Linked DNA regions of Mus musculus: region 2 is linked to region 1. Evidence: chromatin loops called from intact Hi-C (ENCODE). Cell type or tissue: heart. All regions are shown on one strand. Links, peaks and the distances in the headings refer to the core of each region. The heading gives the core; the rest is flanking DNA.

Evidence for each region. Hi-C counts contacts between places; a loop is a spot of excess contacts. Peaks named below come from ENCODE experiments on the same cell type or tissue, not always from the same donor. Only the 100,000 strongest peaks of a DNase experiment are listed, where the experiment ranks them.
Region 2: a loop joins it to region 1, with 2.0 times the contacts of the local background. A loop is called at or near these places in 4 of 42 quality-filtered maps.

Annotation. Positions count from the first base shown.
Region 1 is chr11:88,523,395-88,526,306 of GRCm38, reverse strand. The region is part of intron 6 of Msi2 (musashi RNA-binding protein 2); the gene reads left to right. Among named protein-coding and RNA genes, the nearest start is that of 0610039H22Rik, 94 kb to the left of the region's middle. In heart, for the core only: a CTCF peak has its summit at 1,483; DNase peaks (open chromatin) are centred at 956, 1,456, 2,176 and 2,596; H3K4me3 peaks cover 671 bases; H3K27ac peaks cover 2,500 bases.
Region 2 is chr11:88,473,895-88,476,806 of GRCm38, reverse strand. All of the region lies in intron 7 of Msi2 (musashi RNA-binding protein 2), which reads left to right. Among named protein-coding and RNA genes, the nearest start is that of Mir378b, 120 kb to the right of the region's middle. In heart, for the core only: a CTCF peak has its summit at 1,523; a DNase peak (open chromatin) is centred at 1,546; H3K27ac peaks cover 926 bases.

The DNA of each region.
Region 1 (2,912 bases), core at 260-2,759:
TATGAAGTAGAGGCAAAAATAATCTTACAGTTGGGGTCATCACAACATGAGGAACTGTATTAAAGGCTCGCAGCATGAGGCAGCTTGAGAAACCACTGCTCTAACACAATAGAAGTTTACTTCTTGCTCACGTGACCATTCCAAGTGGAAGCTCCTGGTTGGCCTTTCTCCCATGCAGTGATTTAGGGACCTAGATTCCCAGAATCTTACAGCCTTACCCCAGGACCTCGGTAATACCTGGGGCCAGAGAGCCAGCACACTGAACATAGCTTTTCAGATTTGTCATCTGTCTGATTGAACCCTGAGACAGGCTTCTGATTTTCAAGAAGGAAAATAGGGACTCAGAGGGGACCAGCAACTCATCAGGGACCACACAGAAACATTTGCATTGGCACCCCTGAAGGCCATATAAAACCCCTGAACCCCACCTGCCCCGCAGAGCCTCATTAGTAACTCTGTCTTCCCTCCCTACTTCCCATTTAAAATGTGACCAGGGTTCTTCCTTTTCTGAAGTCCTATTCTATGTGGCCCTCTGCCCCTAGTTTAGTGGGTCTTTGGTTTGGGGGCTTTGCTCTTGAGTAAGGGCAGAGGAATTCAAACAGCCTTAGCTTTGAAAAGGCACAGAAGGACATGGAGAGAATTCTAGCCTCTGTTCTTGCTTAGTTCAGAGGTCTGTATCCTGAGCTGTGTGTGTGTGTGTGTGTGTGTGTGTGTGTGTGTGTGTGTGTGTGTGTGTGTGTGTGTGTGTGTTTGGGGCAGAGTGGGAAGCTGTTTATCTGTCCTCTGGAGAGCTCAACACAGCAGGTGGGCCCCCACAGAAGGAGTCTCTTGACAAGCAGGCCTCTCTCTTGACACAACTGCCTGTTAATGGATTCTGTGTCTGGCAGTTCCTCCTATAGCCGACTGCCAATGAGCCCGCCTGTTCCTGTGCTTGACTCTGCTGATCAGAAACGGGTTTCCTTTTGACGCCCCGTGCTGTTCTCGACAAGGCCTTGATCAAACAGCAGAGACTAGTTAACCAAAGCCCATCCCTCCCATTCCTGTGCCCCCTCCCTCTCCTGCAAGCCAAGTGACATAGACAGCTGCAGGAAGCATGAGCTTGGGACCCTACTCCAGGCTCTGCAGAAGCTGTACATATTCCAGTAAAGTCTCCTGGGTGCTCTGAATGGGCTCCGGCCTCTCTGCAGATCCACATCCCACCCAGTGGCGTAGACTCACTGAAGAGGCCCCCATCGGGGCCCTGCTCTTTGTGTTGGAAGTTGATAGGTTGGCAACAGGCATAGCTCCCAGAGACCCATGGGCTCTCAGAGGATGTTCTCTCTTCATAGATGGGGACTCAGTGTGCCTTTCTCTCCTGGGAGATTCCTGGCAGGAAGGTTAGGAATGTGTGACTATTGTAAGGAATAGTGGAATGCCTGACTCAAGAGGCTGTCATGGCCCCGGTCCAGTGGCCTCCCCAGCCTTTCCTGAAGCTGCCTGGACTGTAGAGGGGGCACACAGCTGTTCTGTCTTCTCTCTCTGCAAGGATGCTGTCTTTGGCAGCTTAGAGCAGATTTAGAGAGCAGGGCCCAAGAGCTCCTGCCTGCCTGGTCCTGTGAGGACCTGCCCACCTAGGGAAGTTTTGGAGACATTTGCTAATCCCTGGCTTTATAGCCTTGCAGCAAAGGCTGAGCTGAGCTAGGCACATGGAAGCAGAGTGGCCCTGCTGGATGAGGTCCTGAGCACACAGTCCATGAGAGTACCCTTTCTTGGCTCTGGGATGGTTGGCAAAGGAGATCAATGACTTGTGAGAGGTACCACATTGAAGGGATCATGCCTAGTATGGCCCAGATTCTAGAAACCTCTGTGCCCAGTTGACTTGTGCACAAATCTCCAAGATATTTGTTTTCTCCAGGACACAAGGACAAGTTCGATGTCTGGTTTAAAAAAAGGGGGGAGGGGCTTTTATTTGTTCCTTAATTCTTCTGGTTTGTTTCAAATTACAGGACTTGAAGCCTTTCAGATGCTTTGCCAAATGTTACTCTCCCTCCTCCCTCCCCCAGTCAGAAAAGAAAAGGCCACAGGCCTCTGATGCCTGTACTTTCAGAGCTCTATCTGTCTCCAAACCAAAGGGAGATAGACAGATTACTGCTGACGTCTCTGTTATATTCAAGGCCAACTCTTAGGTCACTGGGTTTTTGAATTCTCATATTGAGCCAGCAGTGTGATAAGGGCCAGTGTGAGGTTCCAGAATGCCTGGGTGGGAAGTACTGCATGCTCCTCAGAGCAGGAAGGCTCCTATCTAGGTTTTGGTGTGAAGCAGTCTGGCTTTTTGGCCTCGGGCAGGGGGCCAACCTGTTTGTTGTATTATGCCTTCTTCCCGTCACTAAATCGCAAATTTGTTTTCTTTAAAAAAAAAACAAAAAAACAAAAAACAAACTGGGACTCAGCCGTGTGATCCTTTTGAGGGAGTGACTCCTCGCCCTCTTTGCTATCTATTTGTTGATTCTTTCATTTGTTCAAAGAGTCATTGAACAGCTAGAGTGCCAAGTGGCCTTCTGGGCACTAAGGATGCTTCGCCAAACAAACCAGACAAACCCCAGCCTGCTAACCAAACAGTTTGTGCTGGATGAGAAAAGGAGGCAGATGACAAAGTGCCGGAGGGGTGGAAGGGATGGGAGCCGGAGCCTGCTGGTGTGACCTGGCATCCTGGCCACTGAGGGCTAGGGGAACTGACCGTGAGGGGAGTTAGAGTGAGCTGAGATTAGAGCTGCATCTCCAGCTGTTTGTTGGAGGATGGAGTTTTGAGGCTTGGGGTGGCATTAGGGATCTGAGATGTAAAGAGAGTATTTCACTGGGTTCCCCAAAACCCCTGAGGATTCTCAATACTGGCTTTTGGTCTCACTAACTCTTCTCATTGGTCTTTGTGGCCT
Region 2 (2,912 bases), core at 270-2,769, 50 kb after region 1:
TGTATCCTTTAATTGAACAACCCGGGGTGAGGGGTGGAGGTGGGGTGTATGTGAATAGTTACTGTAGGTGGGATCTCTGGGAATCAACTCTACTAGGAGTAGGCTACAGAGGGTTATTAGGAAGGGACCTTGACTATGGGTGGCTAGAGGAAGATTCTGACCTCTGATGACATCAGAAATGAGGCAGTCTATCTACGCACAAAATAGGATGAGGGGTCATCTCTGCATCCACAAGCGCCATCAACGAGTGTATTCCCTTTAGGAAGTTAGTGTGATCCTGGGGTTCCTTCTGCTGAAGAAACTTGAGCAGGGAATACCATAGGATATCTTGGGGTGCTCCCAGCAGCCAGGGAGGCAGGACATAGAGGATGTCCTTCATTTCTGAAGGTGGGCATGGACAGCCTGTCTCAACACCTACCCTGACTTCTGCTGTCAGAGATTCATGGTTATCTGAACAGGCTGTGTTCACCATCACAGCAGAAACAGGCAGTGCTCTGCAGGCATTGGTGCCAGCACAGGGGCTGCACGTGGCAAATAGAGACGAACCGGGCTGCCCAGGGATGCACCCAAGAGGAAGCGGGACTTAAGACATCAGCTCTCCCTGTGTGACCTGCAGCCCAAGCTCCCAGCCACTCTGCAGACAGGCCTGGTACCCGGCAGGTCTGCAAACAGGAGACTCAACGAGGTTCTAGACTGCTTCCTCACAGTTTGTTCTAACTACACCACCCCTTCTTGTTGTCCCTGTCGCTCCTCATTTTCAGAGGGGAAAACTAAGTCACACGAAGTTTGGGGATGGGGGAGAGCTCCTGGTAGAAGCTGGGAGCCATTCTTGTTCCTGCCTGTCATTTCATCCATGTTCTTCTGTGAGACGATCTATGTCCCTGAGGAGAGAGAGAATGATGCCTTTCCAATTTTCTCAGAGTCATTTCATTTGCTCTCTAAAGCTTGTTAGAGGTAGCCTGGAAAATACTGGGCAGATCATCAAAGGTTTAATCATCAGGGATGGGGGTGGGGTGAGTCGTTGCTTTATCCTTGCAAATGGCAGATAAGATCTTGAAGCCAGCATTAGATATTGATCCCAGGGCAGGGCTGGAGGGAGTGGGCACCTGAGGGAGAAGTAGGGAAGGTAGGAGAAGGTGTCCTTCCAATTTGCTCTTTTGCTGGCGGGAGGGAGAGAAGGGTAGCTCAGCTATTGCCACTCTCCACAGCTCAGCCCCGTAGAGGATATGGAACGTAGGCACGCGGGCTGCTGAAGTCAATTCTGTCTACACTCACCTCTCCCCAAGGGAGCAGAACCTCTGGTCATGAGGAAAACGTGTCAGATCCTTCCTGTGACCTCAGACCCTGGGCTCCTGAACTCTGAACTCCTGGATCCCTCCAGGGGGAAGAGCTGGACAGTTGGGGGTACCTGTGGGAAATGAATGGGGTATCTTTGAAGCCAGAAGGATTGATTAGAGAGGGATAGTCTCTGGCCCTGGCATCCCTGTGGCTGCCATTACCCAGCAGGCCTGTTGGCTGTGGACCATTGCCAGAGGCAAGGGAGCTGGATACTGAGAGAGCAAAACAGAGATTAGAGTGACGGACAGCTCCTCCCAAAAAGCGTCAGTCACTTACTAAGGGCAGTGCTACTGACTTAGGAGAGAAACAACAGCTCCAAACAGCCACTGCCCCACCACAATGACCCTTCCTTGGCACCAGCCACCATCCCGGCCTTGGAACTGAGAGGTCCTTTCCCTGGGCTACATACTGTATAGCACTGGAGAGGCCCAGTGTGCGCAGATCCTGCCAGAGGCTGAAGCATTCAGCAGGCTCACCTCTAGGTTGTTGGACCTAGACCTTGGCTCTTCTCTCAAAGCCTGCTCAGTCTCCACCTCAAAAGTGGTGGGCCCAAGTTTAAGGTCTTGGTGATTTGTGTAAGCAGTTTATTTATTAGAATGGTGCCAGGAAAATGTAGCTGAAGCCATGATAGAAGAAGGTAATGCTTTTCTGAGGAGGGGAAAAAAAATGAAAAACAAAACAGTACTTAATGTCTTGAAAACCTGCCAGATGCTCACTTTTGAAATTGACCTCCCTAGCGCAGATTGACTCTTTTCTATACACCATAAAAAGATGATTAAGGGTAGTACTGTAATTATTTGTTTATTGATGCCTATTTGTCAAAAACAAAAAAAAAACAAAAACAGAGGCATGTAAAAAGAAATTTGCAGAGGCATAAATGATATTACCGATCTTTCAGCCTATAGTAATGAACTCCAGTACTCTAGCCTGGGCAACATATATAAATCCCATTTAAAAATAAATAGCAATAAAAGCAGCAGTTTGTTAGTATATGATGCCAGGCAAATGGTAATATGGGCGTGTCTCTCCTTCTAAGATTCTAGAATTGATTTTATTTACCTGGTGGGAGGGCAGAGTTGGGCTTCACAAGCTTTTTCAGTGTGACTTGGTATTTAAGGAGGGTGCTTGGGGGCTGAAGAGTTGACTCAGTGGTTAAGAGCAATTGTTGCAAAGGACCTGGGTTCAATCCCCAGTACCCACATAGAGGCTCACCACCTCCTCAAGGATTAGCACCTGTGGTGCACAGATATTCATAAAGGCAAAATTCTCATATTCATAAAATAATCAAACTTTACAAATTATATATATATGTATGTGTGTGTGTACATATATATGTGAATATATGTGTATGTATATGTATATATGCATGCCTCTGAGTGTGTATGAGGGTGTATGTGTTTGGCAAGGAGGCCAGGTCTGGGAGAAGGGCTACTGGGTGGGTGCCTGAAACCCTGATAAGAATGAGCAATACCTCAGCTGGCTGTGACATTTATTATAACATGACAGGATGTTTTATTTGTGCCTACCTATGGGGTCTAGAGCAAAACCTGTCTGTTGGCCCTGCCAGAATTATG